2 separate regions of the Homo sapiens genome follow, and region 1 is linked to region 2. Evidence: read pairs that join two places in POLR2A ChIA-PET (ENCODE). Cell type or tissue: GM12878. All regions are shown on one strand. Links, peaks and the distances in the headings refer to the core of each region. The heading gives the core; the rest is flanking DNA.

The links. Peaks named below come from ENCODE experiments on the same cell type or tissue, not always from the same donor. Only the 100,000 strongest peaks of a DNase experiment are listed, where the experiment ranks them.
Region 1: POLR2A ChIA-PET joins it to region 2 with 5 read pairs; 2 of 35 experiments call an interaction of 5 or more read pairs at or near these places.

Annotation. Positions count from the first base shown.
Region 1 is chr17:74,413,955-74,422,280 of GRCh38, forward strand. It overlaps the pseudogene RNA5SP448. Among named protein-coding and RNA genes, the nearest start is that of GPRC5C, 14 kb to the right of the region's middle. In GM12878, for the core only: no CTCF peak of the experiment used is centred there; DNase peaks (open chromatin) are centred at 797 and 3,397; H3K27ac peaks cover 188 bases.
Region 2 is chr17:74,331,380-74,339,705 of GRCh38, forward strand. The region is part of intron 2 of KIF19 (kinesin family member 19); the gene reads left to right. LOC107985078 (a long non-coding RNA gene) reads left to right here and starts at 5,996. Exons shown (of 3, transcript XR_007065897.1): 1 at 5,996-8,326. RefSeq lists an enhancer at 1,471-1,765. In GM12878, for the core only: no CTCF peak of the experiment used is centred there; a DNase peak (open chromatin) is centred at 3,304; H3K27me3 peaks cover 430 bases.

The DNA.
Region 1 (8,326 bases), core at 46-8,045, 83 kb after region 2:
CCTCCAGTGAGAGAGGGCATCCACAGCTTGGAAAAATGGCCTAGGTATCAAGGGCTTTCGAAGTGACTTAAGGAGCTGGGTGTGGTGGCTGGTATGTGCCTATGGTCCCAGCTACTCAGGAGGCTGAAGCGGGAGGATCACCTGAGCCCAGGAGTTCAAGTCTGCAGTGAGCTATGATCATGCCATTGCACTCCAGCCTGTGTGACAAAGTGACACCCTGTCTCAAAAAAATAAAAATAAAGGCCGGGCCTGTAAACCCAACACTTTGGGAGGCCAAGGCGGGTGGGTCATTTGAAGTCAGGAGTTTGAGACCAGCCCAGCCAACATGGTGAAACCTCGTTTCTACTAAAAATACAAAAATTAGCCAGGTGTGGTGGCAGGCGACTGTAATCCCATCTACTCAGGAGGCTGAGGCACGAGAATCGCTTGAACTCAGGAGGCAGAGGTTGCGGTGGGCCAAGGTCGCACCGCTGCACTCCAGCCTTGGTGACAGAGTGAGACTCTATCTCAAAAAAATAAAATAAAATAAAATAAAATAAAATAAAAACAAATAAATAAATACACAAAGTGACTTAAAAGAATTGCCCGCCTATGCTGCTATCTGCTGATGATGTCATTGACAAGGCAGGTCAGTCTAATCATCACTCTTTCCTCAGCTTCCATGATCATGATTTCTCCCAGCACCTCAGTAATGAAGGTGACACTGACTCATATGTACACAGGGCTTTTCACATCATGAAGCCTGGGTTGTCGTTTAAATTGTGCCCCTCACCGCCCCTGCCCAAAGATATCTGAAGTTCTAACCTCCTGAAACTGTGAATGGGGAAGTTCTAATCCCCTGAAACTGTGAATGTTACCTTGTTTGGAAATAGGGTCTTTGCAGATAAAATCAAGTGACAATGAGGTCATAGTTGATTAGGGTGGACCTAATCCTATAGGACTGGAAGTGAGGAGACACAGAACATAGGGAGGCCATGTAACAACAGAAGCAAGCAAGCACGGAGGCTCACGCCTGTAATCCCAGCACTTCGGGAGGCTGAGGCAAGAGGATCGCTTTAGCCCAGGAGTTCGAGAGCAGCCTGGACAACATGGCAAAATCTCATCTCTATGAAAAATACATAAAGCAGCTGGGTGTGGTGGTATGTGCCTATGGTACTAGCCACTCGGAAGGCTGAGGCAGGAGGATCACTTGAGGCAGGAGCCTGAGGCTGCAGTGAGCTATGATTACACCACTGCACTCCAGCCTGAGCAACAGGGCAAGACTCTGTTTCCAAAAAAACAACAACAGCAGGCCGGGCACGGTGGCTCACGCCTATAATCCCAGCACTTTGGGAGGCTGAGGCGGGCAGATCATGAGGTCAGGAGATGAAGACCATCCTGGCTAACACGGTGAAACCCCGTCTCTACTAAAAATACAAAAAATTAGCTGGGCATGGTGGCGAGCGCCTGTAGTCCCAGCTCCTCGGGAGGCTGAGGCAGGAGAATGGCGTGAACCCGGGAGGCGGAGCTTGCAGTGAGCTGAGATGGCGCCACTGCACTCCAGCCTGGGCGACAGAGTGAGACTCCATCTCAAAAAAACAAAACAAAACAAAACAAAAAAAACAACAGCAACAACAACAAAAAAGAGACTGGGGTGATGCTACTGCAAGCCAAGAAGTGCCAACAATTGCCTGCGGCCACCACAAGCTGGAAGGGACAAGGAAGGATTCTTCCCGAGAGACTTCAGAGGGAACATGGCTTTGCTGACACTTTGATTACTGGGGTGAGCCACCATGCCCGGCCAATAGTTGACTTCTGTGTTTCCTTTTTATTTATTTTTTTGAGGCGGAGTCTTGCTCTGTCGCCCAGGCTGGAGTGCGGTGGTACAAACATGGCTCACTGCAGCCTTGACCTCCTAGGTTCAGGTGACTCTCCCAAGTAGCTGGAACCACAGGCACATCATGCCTGGCTAATTTTCCTATTTTTAGCAGAGGCAGGGTCTCACCATGTTGCCCAGGCTAGTCTTGAGCTCCTGAGCTGCTGACAGGTGTGAGCCACCGCACCTAGCAAGTTGACATCTTGACTACAACTTCATGACACCTTCATCCAGAACCCTCACTTAAGCCACTCCCTCATTCTTGATCCACAGAAATTGCATGTTATCCTACATGTTTATTGCTTTACACCACTACACTTTGTGGTAGATAGCTAATACCTTTATCCTATCCCATCAGAGACAGCATGCATAGTGGTTAAAAGTCAACTATTGGCCAGGCGCGGTGGCTCACGCCTGTAATCAGAGGCCAAGGCAGGTGGATCACCTGAGGTCAGGAGTTGACCTGAGACCAGCCTGGCTAACATGGTGAAACCCCATCTCTACTAAAAATACAAAAAATTAGCCAGGTGTGGTGGCACGCGCCTGTAGTCCCAGCTCCTCGGGAGGCTGAGGCAGGAGAACTGCTTGAACCCGGGAGGAGGAGGTTGCAGTGAGCTGAGATCGCCCCATTGCACTACAGCTTGGGCAACAAGAGCAAAACTCTGTCTCAAAAAAAAAACAAAGTCAACTATTGGCTGGATACAGTGGCTCATGTCTGTAATCTCAGCACTTTGGGAGACTGAGAGGCAGGAGGATCGCTGAAGGCCAGGAGTTCAAGACCAGCCTGGGCAACATGGCAAGAACCTATCTCTATAAAAAAAATTAAAAATAAAAAATTTAGCCAGGCATGGCGTGCCTGTGGTTCCAGCTACTCAGGAGGATCTCCTGAGCCCAGGAGGTCGAGGCTGCAGTGAGCCATGTTTGCACCACTGAGCTCCAGCCTGGGTGACAGAGCAAAACCCTGTCTCAAATATTGGCTGGGCATGGCAGACACCAGTAATCCCAGCACTTTGGGTTGCTGAGGCAGGAGGATCACTGGAAGCCAGGAGTTCAAGAGCAGGCTGGGCAATACAGTGAAATCCCATTTCTACAAAAGAAAAATCAACATCACTTACTAGCTATTGACCTTGAGTAAGTTGCTTCAGCCTTCTCTGAGTCTCCTCTTGTGAAAGGATAACTGTATCTGTCTTATAAAAGTGCCGGAAGGCTGGGTATGGCAGCTTATCCCTGTAATTCCGGCACTTTGGGAGGCCGAGGTGGGTGGATCGCTTGAGGCAGGGAGTTGGAGATCAGCTTGGCCAACATGGCGAAACCCTGTCTCTAATAAAAATACAAAAATTAGCCAGGCCTGGTGGCTCACACCTGTAGTCCAGCTACTTGGGAGGCTAAGGCAAGAGAATCACTTGAACCCAGGAGACAGAGGTTGAGTGAGCCGCTGCACTCCAGCCTGGGCAACACAGTGAGACTCTATCTCAAAAAAACAACAACAAAAAGACTGCTGGGAGGACCAAAGGAGTTAATATTTAACTTCTAATGGTCCCTGTGGCATAGTAAATGTGAGTCATTATAATTTGCATGGGTGACTAAGAAGCTCAAAAGAGGCGAAAAGACAACTCCAGGGCAACACAGCCCGTGACTCATTGGTCAGGCTGAGTCCTGAACCTGGGTCTCCTGGCTCCCTGCACAGTGCTCATGGTTCAACTGAAACCTGGAACTAGAATGGCCAGTGAAATCCGATGCTCTGTGTGACTGTAACTTCTGTTATTCCCTCCTGTGTGGCAGGCTGTTTCAGCAGCCGTGCACTGTCTCCCATCCAAGTACTAATCAGGCCCAACCCTGCTTAGCTTCCTAGATGAGACGAGATCGGGTGCGTTCAGGGTGGTATGGCTGTAGACGCAGCCATGCACTGTCAACAGCTGGCTATGCACCTGTGCTGGGGTGGGGAGGGCAGCCAGTTGGGTCAGACTGTGGCTCTGTGCCTGACCCTGAGAAGAGAGAGCCCTTGGTCCCTGCAGGAGGGGTGTTAGGAAGGTGCGCTAGGGCAGGCAGACAGCAGACTGCATAGCGTCTGAGAGGGGCTTTTCTGGATCACATTTCATTGCCAGAGCAGCTCCAAGGACAGGGAAGGCACCGAGCTGCTGCTTGTAGCCCTGGTTAGGAAATGGCCAGGAGAGCAGGACAACTGTTTTGAAAGGCAATATGACATTAGGGCAAAAGGGCTGCTGGGAATAAATCCCTGCTGCACAGGCTGCTTTAGTTTAAGCCGACCAAAATGACCTAGGACAGGCCAGGCGTGGGTGCTCATGCCTGTAATCCCAGCACTTTGGGAGGCCGATGTGGGTGGATCACCTGAGGTCAGGAGTTCGAGACCAGCCTGGCTAGCATGGCGAAACCCCATCTCTACTAAAAATATCAAAATTAGCTGCCCGTGGTGGCGGGCACCTGGAATTCTAGCTACTTGGGAGGCTGAGGCAGGAGAATCACTTGAACCTGGGAGGCGGAGGTTGTAGTGAACTGAGATCCCACCACTGCACTCCAGCCTGGGCGACAGAGCGAGACTTCATCTCAAAAACCAAAAACCCCAAAATGACTTATGACAAGCGGAGGCCCGGGAGCCACAGTTCCCCTGGAAGGTCTACTCCCTTCTTTCTTCTAAGTCTGTGGCTTCTGCCCCACATCTGAGAACAAAAAGCAGTGAATGGCCAGAGTGATGCAAAGAAAAAAGAGCAGAAACAAGACAAGCTAGTGGCCTGTGCAATTCACCTTTGAATGGGCAATATTCTCTATGAAAATTGGATGCAAAGAACCTCCAGGTGTGCTTGTAGCTTTCTAAAGACTCCTCATGGCTAGGTTTTCCTTAACGGAAAACATCAAGGAAGGTTACTGAGTGTGGTTTCTCTGAAATTGCCATCAGGACCTAAAATACCCCATAACGAGGAGCTCCGATCCTTTCGGCTGATTTACTTTTTCTCCGGAGCCTTACCATTTTCTAGAAAGAGGAAGTTAGGAGTGATGGGGCAAGACCAGACAACAGCAGATAATCATTCCATGATAATTGCCTTTGATGTCCCGGAAGAGACAACGTGCAAAGAGTCAGCTCCCAAAATATCTTGATAAGATCTTGCCTTTGGGGTTGGCTCATTTTCTCTGTGCTCTCTGCCCCTCCCTCCCTAGGGCTTCGCTTTGTGTGCAGCTAACCAAGGCTTCTCACAGCAAGCCTCCCCACCAAGGATTCCATACTCAGGCCGGGCGCGGTGGCTCACGCCTGTAATCCCAGCACTTTGGGAGGCCGAGGCGGGCGGATCACGAGGTCAGGAGATCGAGACCATCCCGGCTAAAACGGTGAAACCCCGTCTCTACTAAAAATACAAAAAATTAGCCGGGCGTAGTGGCGGGCGCCTGTAGTCCCAGCTACTGGGGAGGCTGAGGCAGGAGAATGGCGTGAACCCGGGAGGCGGAGCTTGCAGTGAGCCGAGATCCCGCCACTGCACTCCAGCCTGGGCAACAGAGCGAGACTCCGTCTCAAAAAAAAAAAAAAAAAAAAAAAAGGATTCCATGCTCTCTGACTCTCACTGCTTCTCTCCCCATCAAACCTCCTTTCCCAGGAGTTGGTTTAATCGTATTGCCATCCTACCACACACAATCCGATCACAGCTACGGCTCCTCAGCCCCCAGACTCCACTTTAACCCTCCTGGGAAGCATTTGCTTGTTTTGAACATGGATTTGGGCCAGGTGCGGTGGCTCATGCCTGTAATCCCAGCACTTTTGGGAGGCCGAGGTGGGTGGATCACCTGAGGTCGGGAGTTCGAGATCAGCCTGACCAACATGGAGAAACCCCATGTCTACTAAAAATACAAAATTAGCCGGGCGTGGTGGCGCACGCCCGTAGTCCCAGCTACTCGGGAGGCTGAGGCAGGAGAATCGCTTGAACCCAGGGGGCGGAGGTTGCGGTGAGCCGAGATCACGCTATTGCACTCCAGCCTGGGCAACAAGAGCAAAACTCCAACTCAAAAAAAAAAAAAAGAAAGAAAGAAAGAAAGAAAAGAAAAGAAAATGGATTTGTATTTCATTGGCTCTCAAACTTTATTAGACGTAACAGTCACCTGGAGCACTTTGATAAAATAAAAATTCTGATAGACAGGTTTGGGTGAGTGTCAAGAACAGTGCAAGGTTAGAGATAACCAAGCGCACGCGTGCTTGTGTCTTTCCACAATGTCAGGCTTTTACTGACGCATTTCAATCACAAAAGCCATGAGCTACATGGAGTTCCCAAGGAGGCAATTCTCCTTAGTACTTCCCGTTCGCCTGTACTTAGAGCCGCACATATGGGTCCATCAATACTGCAAACCATACATAATAATACACTTAAGCAATATATACACGTTATACATTAACCATTCCACAACAAACAAAGTAGCATTTAACATCGAGAGGAGAGAGATAGGAGAAAGAGTTAACAAACCAGTCCAGCAGGAGCAAAGAAGACAAAAGGAGTCCTGGTCTGGGCCCTGCTCTTCAGTCCTGCAAGGAAGAGTCTTTGATGTGGTAGAGGCTTCGAAGGCAGAGACTGGGTTGTTATCAGGAGGCAGTGCAAGGCTGTGCTAGGACCACTAGAAGAAGGCCTGCTCTTTTTTTTTCCCTGAAACTGAGGTTTCACTCTTGTTGCCCAGGCTGGAGTGCAATGGCACAATCTCGGCTCACTGCAACCTCCGCCTCCTGAGTTCAAGCGATTCTCCTGCCTTAGCCTCCTGAGGAGCCGGGATTACAGGCATGCGCCACCACACCCAGCTAGTTTTTGTATTCTTAGTAGAGATGGAGTTTCTCCATGTTGGTCAGACTGGTCTCGAACTCCTGACCTCAGGTGACCCACCCGCCTCAGCCTCCCAAACTGCTGGGATTACAAGCGTGAGCCACCGCGCCTGGCCGAAGGCCTGCTCTTTTAATGGTTACAGAATCCTTTGGTGAGAACTGATCGTGAGAGTGTGCTTCTTTGTCCATCCTTATCTGGTTGGATGCAGTCTTTGTTTGTTGATTTATTAAGCAAAACTTTTCTGGGGGTCAAGGGACAGGGTCTCACTCTGTTGCCCAGGCTGGAGAGCAGTGGTGCGATCTTGGTTCATTGTAACCTCTGCCTACTGGGCTAAAGCGATCCTCCTGCATCAGCCTCCTGAGTAGCTGGGACTACAGGTGCACGCCACCACACCCAGCTAATTTTTGTATTTTGGTAGAGACGGGGTTTTGCCATGTTGCCCAGGCTGGTCTCAAACTCCTGGGCTCAAGCAATCCATCCTCCAAGGCCTCTCAAATTGCTGGAAGTACAGGCATGAGACACGGCACCTGGCCAAGCAAAACATCTTATTCTCGTTGGGAAAGTACTCTATGAAATATAAAATGAAATGTTTTTCTAAGGTGGAGTTACTTATATTAAGGGTGTTTTATACAGTGGGTAATAGTCTTTTTAAAATTCATTCATTTTTCGTTTTTTTGAGACAAGGTCTCACTTTGTGACCCAGGCTGGAGTGCAGTGGCAGGATTTCGGCTCATTGCAACCTTGACCTCCCGGGCTCAGGCGATCCTCCTCTCTCGGTCTCCCAAGTGGCTGGAAACACAGGCATGCACCATTATATCCAGCTTATTTTTGTATTTTTTTAAGAAACGGGGTCTTGCTATGTCACTGAGTCTGTTCTCAAACTCCTCGGCTCAAGCAATCCTCCTGCCTTGGCCTCCCAAAGTGCTGGGATTATAGGCATGAGCCACCACACTGGGCCAGGTTATGGTCTTAATAAAGCTTACAGGAGATTGCGAAGAAGGTGAATCTAGAACTCCCAGGAACCATGTTTTCATAGGGATGACTTCAGACAGGCATGGGAAGTATTTTGGGAAGGGGGAAAGAGGGCACAAGAAAGGAGGCGATGCCTAATCCTTTAATTATCTTTTCAATAGTGGTAAGGCAAAAAACAGGGAAGAATAGAGAAAAAGAAATGTAAGGCTCTCGTTTTCTTTTCTTTTCTTTCTTTCTTTCTTTTTTTTTTTTTTTTTTGAGATGGAGTCCCACTCACTCACCCAGGCTGGAGTGTAGTGGCATGATCTTGGCTCACTGCCACCTCTGCCTGCTGGATTCAAGCGATTCTCCTGCCTCAGCCTCCTGAGTAGCTGGGATTACAGTTGCCTGCCACTACGCCCAGCTAATTTTTGTATTTTTAGTAGAGATGGGGTTTCACCATGTTCACCAGGCTGGTCTTGAACTCCTGGCCTCAAGCAATCCACCTGCCTCAGCCTCCCAAAGTTCTGGTATTACAAACGTGAGCCACCACGCCTGGCCAAGGCTCGAATTTTCTTTTTTTTGAGATGGAGTTTCGCTCCGTTGCCCAGGCTGCAGTGCAATGGTGCGACCTCAGCGTACCACAACCTCCACCTCCCAGGTTCAAGCAATTCTCCTGCCTCAGCCTCCTGAGTAGCTGGGATTACAG
Region 2 (8,326 bases), core at 76-8,075:
AACCCGCTGGGCTGGGCCACCGTGAGGGGTCCTGGGGCAGCTTTCTTTAGTCTAGGCATTGTTCTCCTGGGGACACTTCAAATGAAGGAGATTGTGGCAACGAGGCTTGGCAGAAGGGGACATTCCCACAGGCGGAGAGTCCTCTGGGACAGGAACCCAGGGTGCTTGGATTCTGGGGAAGCTGGAGTTCGGATTTGGATTTTTTTTTTTTTCTTGTGATGGAGTCTTGCTCTGTCACCTAGGCTGGAGTACAGTGGTGCAATCTTGGCTCACTGCAACCTCCGCCTCCTGGATTCAAGCGATTCTCCTGCCTCAGCCTCCCATGTAGCTGGGATTACGGGCGCGCGCCACCGTGCCCAGCTAATTTTTGTAATTTTAGTAGAGACAGGGTTTTGCTATGGTGGCCAGGCTGGTCTCGAACTCCTGACCTCAAGTGATACACCCGCCTCAGCCTCCCAAACTGTTGGGATTACAGGTGTGAGCCACTGTGCCCAGCCGGTTTGGATTTTTAATGGGGATAGTCCAGTTGCCTTGGAAGGCCAGTGATTCCAGGACCCCGTTCAATTCCATTAGTAGTCACAATGCCTTCTTTAGAGGGTCCCTGTGGCTAACGGAGGCACAGTGCATAACACAGTGCCTGGCATGTGTCTTCACAGGGGTTAATAAATGTGAATGTGTCTCAAGGGCTGAAATATGGGATGGCTTCGGGTCCCAGAGGTAAACAAAACCTGGCCCTTGAGCCTTCCTGCTCCCTCTTCCTGTGTCAGAGCACTCAGGACGGTTCCCAAATGAACACCTCAGTGTGTGTGTGTGTGTGTGTGTGTGTGTGTTTGTGTGTGTGTGTGTGTGTGTGTGTGTGTGTGTGTTCCTGGAAGTAAGGTGGGAGCTCCATGTCTTAGTAGCTCCTGGGGTGAGATCAGACCCTAACGTGTAAACACAGGAAGCGGGGAAGTACCAGGTGGGCCTGGTTTAATTTACCTCTGGGGCCCCAGAGGAGCCAGGGACAGCCTGAGAGGCTGGTGGGGCCTCAGCGTTCCAGGTGGGGGAAAAAGCTACAGATCAAACAGCCGTCTCCTCCAATCCCCCATCCCTCCCAAAGCCTGCAGCCCACAGACCCTCCTCCTAGCTCTCCCAGGCTGTTTGTCTGCAGGAGTTAAGTCAGCTGACCATGTGTATGTCCCATCATTAGCATTTACCTGCTGCCACCCCCCTCTGCTCCCGGGGTGCTGTAGAGCCAGGTAAGGGCTCCCACCAGGCCTAGCTGTGGGGCCTAGGCCAGGAGGGCTGGGTGAGGGTGGGAAAGGAAAGAGGAGCGAAGGCAGAAGGGCCACCAGGGGAGATCTGGCCGGACAGCGTGACTCCTGGGATGGAAAGGAGAAATGTAGGCAAGAGGAGCCCTGAGCTCCCGAGAACAGAGGCTATACAGCCTGGGACCCAGGAACCAGAGCACCCAGGCTCTCTCAGCCCTGCCATGTCCTGGTCGCATACTGGTGGGCAAGTTGAAACTCTCCCTGGGCCTCTGCTTCCTCATCAGAAGACAGGAGAACAGGAAACCTGCCCCACCCACCCCGAGAGCTGTCGAGAGGATTAAAGGAGATAATGTAAGGGGGAGCGCAGCCACGCAACTGGGAGGCTGTTGGGAAAGATAAATAAAGTATAAGGTGACAGATGTCAGCTGCCCGAGCCCAGAAGTGCTGCGGGAGCAGCTGTCTTTAGCCCACCTGCCTGCCTGGGGGCAGTGAGGTGGGAAACTCCCTGCACACCGACCATCTGGACGCTTCTTGGCCCTGGTTCCCCAAAGAGCTGAGCTGGTGGAGAGTGGCTAGGGGAGGGGGTCAGGATTCTTTACCTCTCCCCGCTTAGCCACCTGCCTGTGTCCCCAGCCCCTCCCAGCCCCAGGCAGCCACTAAAGTACTATCCATCTCCATATTGCCCCTTCTGGACATTGAATGTGAATGGAATCATGCAGTATGTGGTCCTAATTTTTTTTTTTTTTTTTTTTTGAGACACAGTCTGGCTGTCACCCAGGCTGGAGTGCCGTGGCGCTATCTTAGCTCACTGCGACCTCTGCCTCCCAGGTTCTAGTGAGTCTTCTGTCTCAGTCTCCCAAGTAGCTGGGATTACAGGTGTGTGCCACCATGTCTGGCTAATTTTGTATTTTTAGTAGAGACGGGTTTCCTCATGTTGGCCAGGCTGGTCTCGAACTCCTGACTTCAAGTGGTCCACCCGCCTTGGCCTCCCAAAGTGGTGGGATTACAGGTGTAATCTTTATCAACTTCACTCCTTATGATACAACTTCATTAAGTGATACAACTTCACTCCTTATGTTGTGCATAATCCTCTAGGTTGCAAGGATCCTTACACTCAGCATCTGGATGGATACAATCCACTGTGCCTGGCTGGTCCTAATATTTTTGAAGTTCAAGTTCATTCACATTATAGCTCCTATCAGAACTTCACTCCTTTTTTTTTTCTTTTTTTTTCTTTTTTTTTTTTGAGATGGGGGTCTCACTTTGTCACTGCCACCTTGAATTCCTGGGCTCAAAGGATCCTCCCACCTCAGCCTCCTGAGTAGCTGGGACTATAGGCACATGCCACAGTGCCCAGTTGATTTTTTTAATTTTTAGTAGAGGTGTGGTCTGGCTATCTTGCCCAGGCTGGTCTCAAACCCCTGGGCTCAAGCAATCCTCCTGCCTTGGCCTCCCAAAGTGCTGGGATTGCAGGTGTGAGCCACTGTATCCAGTCACCTGAACTTCACTCCTTTTGCTGGCTGAATAATGTTTGAGGTGTGGATTCACCGTGTTCTGTTTATCCTTTCATCAGTTGATGGGTGTGTGGGTTGTTCTTTTTGGCTCTTGTGCATAATCCTCTAGGTTGCAAGGATCCTTACACTCAGCATCTGGATGGATACAAGGAAGGGTGCTTGTTAACCTGCAGATTTATGGGCCCATTTCCCCACAGATTCTGACTGTGCGCGTGTGGGAAGTGCCTGAGAATCTGCATTTTATAAGCTCCCTGGGTGACTCAGGTGAAGGTATCTGCAGACCCTTTGAGAGACACAGCCCTAGTATATTCTTGGTTATACACACTCCCCATCCTAAGCCTCCAGGTCTCAGAATCGTATAGCCAGGCAGGAATCTGACCAGGACATCAGCCAGGTGTGGCTGTGTCCTAAGCAGCCAGCTGGGCTTTGGTGGCTTTATGAGCTCAGCAGGGTCAACTTTGGCCTTCTCCATCCAGCCTGAAGGCTGACAGGCCCCAGGGACACCCTTCCTGGGATCAACGTTGCCTTTATTGAGGACTCCCAGGATGGTATGTTTACAACTAGAAACATGGCCAGCAACAAATTCTCCTTTAAAGAAACAAACAAACAAACAAACAGAAACAGAAACAGAAACAGCCTTACAAGGCCTAGAATCAGGATTTGTTGTGGTTTAGTTTTACCTGTAAGAATGAAGGGGCTGTGGCCTGGCTCCCTGGGCTGCAGATAAAGCCAGAGCCAGATTATCTGCTGAGGCTTCCTGAGTAGGATAGGGGTGTTGGTATAATATGATTTCTCCTCTCAAGGCTACAGCCATGTTGGTCCTCCTGACTTCCAACTGGGAAAAACTTGAGGCCCAGAGAAGTGTTGGAGCTTCCTAAAAGTCACACAGCAATGTCAAACTGAGCCTCACTTGTGGCACCCCCTCCCTCGGAGATTTTTGCCACTAGCCTTGGAGGCTGTGGGAGGAATGGTCTAAGTCAGTGGTTCTCAACCAGGGCAATTTTGCCCCCAGGAACATTTGGCAGTGTCACAACCGGGGGAAGGGTGCGACTGGCATCTAGTGGGTAGCGGCCAGGGATACTGCTCAACATTCTACAATGCACAGAACTGCCCCCACAGCAAAGAATGATCCAGCCCAAAATGTCAACAGTGCCAAGCCTGAGAAAGCCTGGTCCGTGCTCAGGCATTTGGAGGCCAGAAAGAATCCTGTTAAAAGTGCAAAGCTGATAAATGCAGCTGCAGCCTAGTAGTGTGACATGCTTTGTGCAAAGTATTTCTCACCTAGATGCTTGGGATGAGCCTGGTCCCCCGATAGGGACACAGCTTATGGATGAGACCTCCTCTCCCTGGCCTGAGGCCCCCACTTCCCTACGGGATCTTGAGTTTCCAGCTTAAAAGACTCCGACTCCGTCTGGAACTCTGGAAAGGTCAAAATCTGCATTGAACTAAGAGCAGGGCTGGGAGAGGAGGCCGTGGAGGTGGGGTCTCAAGCCAGAGCCTCTGCTGAGTTGGGAGCCTGGAGCTGCAGCAGCAGATGGGCTTGGAGGGACAGAGCTCTGGCTTGAAGCTGCCCGCCTCCCATGTGAGCAAAGTTGCCATTGAAACCTCCCAGAGACAGGCACCCAGTATGAGCATGAGAATGCATTCCCCGGGGGGGCTGTGAGAGAGAATGCCCATGCTGAGCCCACCTGCTTAAGGCTGGGGGAGGAGCTGGCTGAAGCCCCACCTGGGGTGTGGCAACACTCAGCTCCCTATGGCAGGTGAGCCTGCCTTGGATGTTGTATTAGTTTGCAAGCTGCTGTAGCAAAGTGCCACACACTGTGTGGCTTCAACAACAGCCACTTACTGTCTCACAGTAGGTGGAAGTCCACAATCAACATGGCAGCAGGGAAGGGTTTGCTCCAGGCCTCTCTCCTTGGCTTTATGCTTATTTATTTATTTATGAAACAGAATCTCACTCCCTGACCCAGGCTGGATTGCAGTGGCATAATCTCCGCTCACTGCAACCTCTGCCTCCTGGGTTCAAGAGATTCTCATGCCTCAGCCTCCCAAGTAGCTGGGACTACAGGCGTGTACCACCACACCCAGCTAATTCTTGTACTTTTAGTAGAGATGGGATTTCACCATGTTGGCTAGGCTGTTCTTGAACTCCTGACCTCAGGTGATCGACCTCCCAAAGTTCTGGGATTACAGGCGTGAGCCACCATGCCTGGCTCCCCTTGGCTTTAGATGAGCATCTTCTCCCTGTGTCTCTTCCTAGCAGCTTCCCTCTATGCAGACCTGTGCCCAAATTTCCCCTTTTCATAACGACACTCGTCATAGTGGATAAAGGGCTCCCCCTACTCCAATGTGACCTCATCCTTCCTCAACTGATTACACCTGCAACAACCCCATTTCCAAATAAGGTCACATTCTAAGGCACTAGGCATTAGGGCTTCACAACATGAAATCTCGGGGGGACACAGTTCCACCTCTAACAAGCGGGTACTCCCCCCAGCCAGGCAGCTGTTTGTCCACTCGTGCCCTTGGAGAAGCATGGTGGGCAGGCTGGGTTCTGAGACCCACAACTCTGAATCTGCCCAGCTCTGCACTTTGCAGTGAGGCTGTGGGTAATTTACTTAACCCAACTGATTCCTCATCTCCAGGCAAGTGATAATAAGAGTGCCCTCTCTTTTTTTATTTGTTTGTTTTTGTTTTTTTGAGACAGAGTCTCGCTCTGTCACCCAGGCTGGAGTGTGGTGGCACAATCTTGGCTCACTGCAACCTCTGCCTCTCAGGTTTAAGTGATTCTCCTGCCTCAGCCCCCCAAGTAGCTGGGACTACAGGCGCGTGCCACCATGCCCGGCTAGTTTTTGTATTTTTAGTATTTTAGTAGAGACGGGGTTTCGCCATGTTGGCCAGGCTGGTCTCGAACTCCTGACCTCAAGTGATCTGCCCACCTCAGCCTCCCAAAGTGCTGGGATTACAGGCATGAGCCACCGTGCCCGGCAAGAGTGCCCACTCTTAAGCTGTCAGGGAAAACACACGCCAAGCCCTTGGCACCATGCCTGGCACAATCACCACTCCCTATAAACGAAAGCTTTATTCAGCAAACGTCTCTTGGACATCTGCTGTGTGCCAACCAGGGGGGCCTTTAGAGGGAGGCTCAGAGGATGTACAGAAGCCTCCCCTAGTAGGGACTGCATGTGCTCACGGGGTGGGGGGGGTGCCTGGGTGGGTGGGGCATGCGTGTGCTGGCCTCTGTAGATGCACACGTCAGTTCTCGGATCTGTGCAGTGAAGAGCCTTGGCACATTGAGTGGAAGGTGAAGCTCCAGCTCTCTCTTCCCGACCCAGTGTTTCTCACAAGAAACCCCAGTGATCTGAGCTGAGAACCAGTGCCACAGCCTGCCCATCGCCTCTTTGCCTTGCTCATGTAATAGTCCGAAATTCTCTCTCCACTCCACCTCTCTCATTCTTTAGGACTCAATGCTAGTGCCACCTCTTCCAGGAAGTCTTCCTCTAGGAGTAGGATTAGGTGCCTCCCTGTGCTCTGGCACTTTCCAGGTTATTGACATGATCCTTGAGGGTCGGAAGGCAGGAAACCTGGCCTCCTTTTGCACTCTGTCCCTGAGACCTTGCTCAGCAAGCGTGTTGACCTGGCCTGAGCACCCCATGCTGGTCTCCCTGGCAGCTCAGAGCACCTGTCCCCACCCCTCTCCAGCTCAGCTCTGGCTCACCTGGAGGAGGGGCACAAGGGCTCCATTGTGTGCTAGAGGGGACAGGAATAGGGTGATGCTCTCGAGGGTGGGGCGGGGGCTGGAGCCCGGACAGATGGAACCCAGACAAAGCCCTCTTTAAGCGGGGATCGTGGCAGCTGTGCTGACAGTGTACTACAGGAGCCTGGTTAGCTAAAGGAACCAAATGCCCAGGACGCTGTGAACTTGGCAGTGTCTGGAGGTTGTATGAAGGTCATGGGTGGGATGGGCATTGGTGCATGCCACTCACCCTCCCTAGCACTGAAGGCCCCCCTCCCAGAGGGTGCTCCTCAGGCCACTGGTCCTCCCCGTGTCCACAGGAACACCGGCATTGGGATGAGAGCGGGAGCAGCTGGCTGGGTTCTGGTTGCATCCCATGGGGACCCATACCGGGGAACTCAGAGCCAGGTTTTACCTTCAGTGGGGTCTGACACCAGAGCAGGGCTCATGCTGCAAGCTTTGGGGCCTGGGACAGGGGCCAGATCCTAGAAGAGGCTCACTGTGACCACCTAGCTTCTGGCCAGCTGGCAGGGAGCCTGAGTGAGTGGCCTCATTCTTTTCCCCGCACAAAGCCCCCGGTCCATCCTATCTAGAGCCCTCTCCTGTAACTGGCTGACCTGAAATCCCATCTGATTGGGAAAGACTTCCACATGAGGCTGCCAGGGTCAGGCCTCCTCTTCCCGCTTCCCTCCTCCACTGAGAATCCCAGAAGGGGCCTTGCCAGATACCTGATGGTCATAGGTTAGTTTTGATGCATTGAGCACAGGTATGAACCTATCCCAGGAGTCCAGGTGGTGAAGGAAGGGGGTTTGACCCAGGGCACACGTAGAATGCTGAGGGAGTCTGGTGGGAGCCCCAGGGCTGTCATCCTCCTGGGACTGGGCATTCTAAATCCGCAAGCTCGATCTGGGTGGACCCAGAGGGACCCACGAGGATCTCCTGGATCCATGGAGCCCGGCTGTGCTCACAGCTCTGCTGCCTGCTGCCCCCTCACCAGCCTCTCCTCACCCCAGAGCGGCCACCCCTCATGCCTTGTCTGTTCCCAAGCCCTTTTTGGGACTGTCACCAGCCCTGGCTCCCCTGCTGACCCAGGAAGGGAGCATAGCCCCTGTCTCTGCTTCTATGGGGCACCCCTATGACAGCCCACCCTCCTCAGTACCCTGCCCGCTGTTAGGACTCAGTTTACCTCCTTGGACAGTATCTTATCCCCGGTTGAGTTAGGTAGGGCTAATGCACACCCTGGGTGTTGGGGCTTCCTGGAATTACAGGAACTACTGAGGGACAGGGCAGGAACTCCCCTACCTGCCCCACCCCACAAGGCCCCTCGTGGGAGTAGGGGTGGAAGTGTGTGCGTGAGAGGCAGTTTAGAAGGGTAGCCGGAGCACCAGCTGGGACCCAGACTGCCAGGCCCCAGTCCTGGCTCTGCCATTTCCTAGCAACATGACTTTGTGCCTCAACTTCCCCATCTGAGAAGAATCATCGTGATGATTCAAATTGAAGTGCTCAGTCACAATGATCCATTGTGATTATGTGCTGGGAGGAGGGGGCTGCCCATGCCCTACCTCCCTCGCCACCTTCCCTCCCACTGAAAGAGGGGACCGATGAGACACCCATTCCCTACCTCCCTCGCCCCCTTCCCTCCCACTGAAAGAGGGGACCAATGAGACACCCATTCCCTACCTCCCTCGCCCCCTTCCCTCCCACTGAAAGAGGGGACGCATGAGATGCCCATGCTGGCTGAGGCTGCCGTCATGCACTCCGTTCAGCACCCACGGCCCCAGGGAGCATGCTCCCTTCTCATGAAGAGCACGGTGGTGGCTCATTTT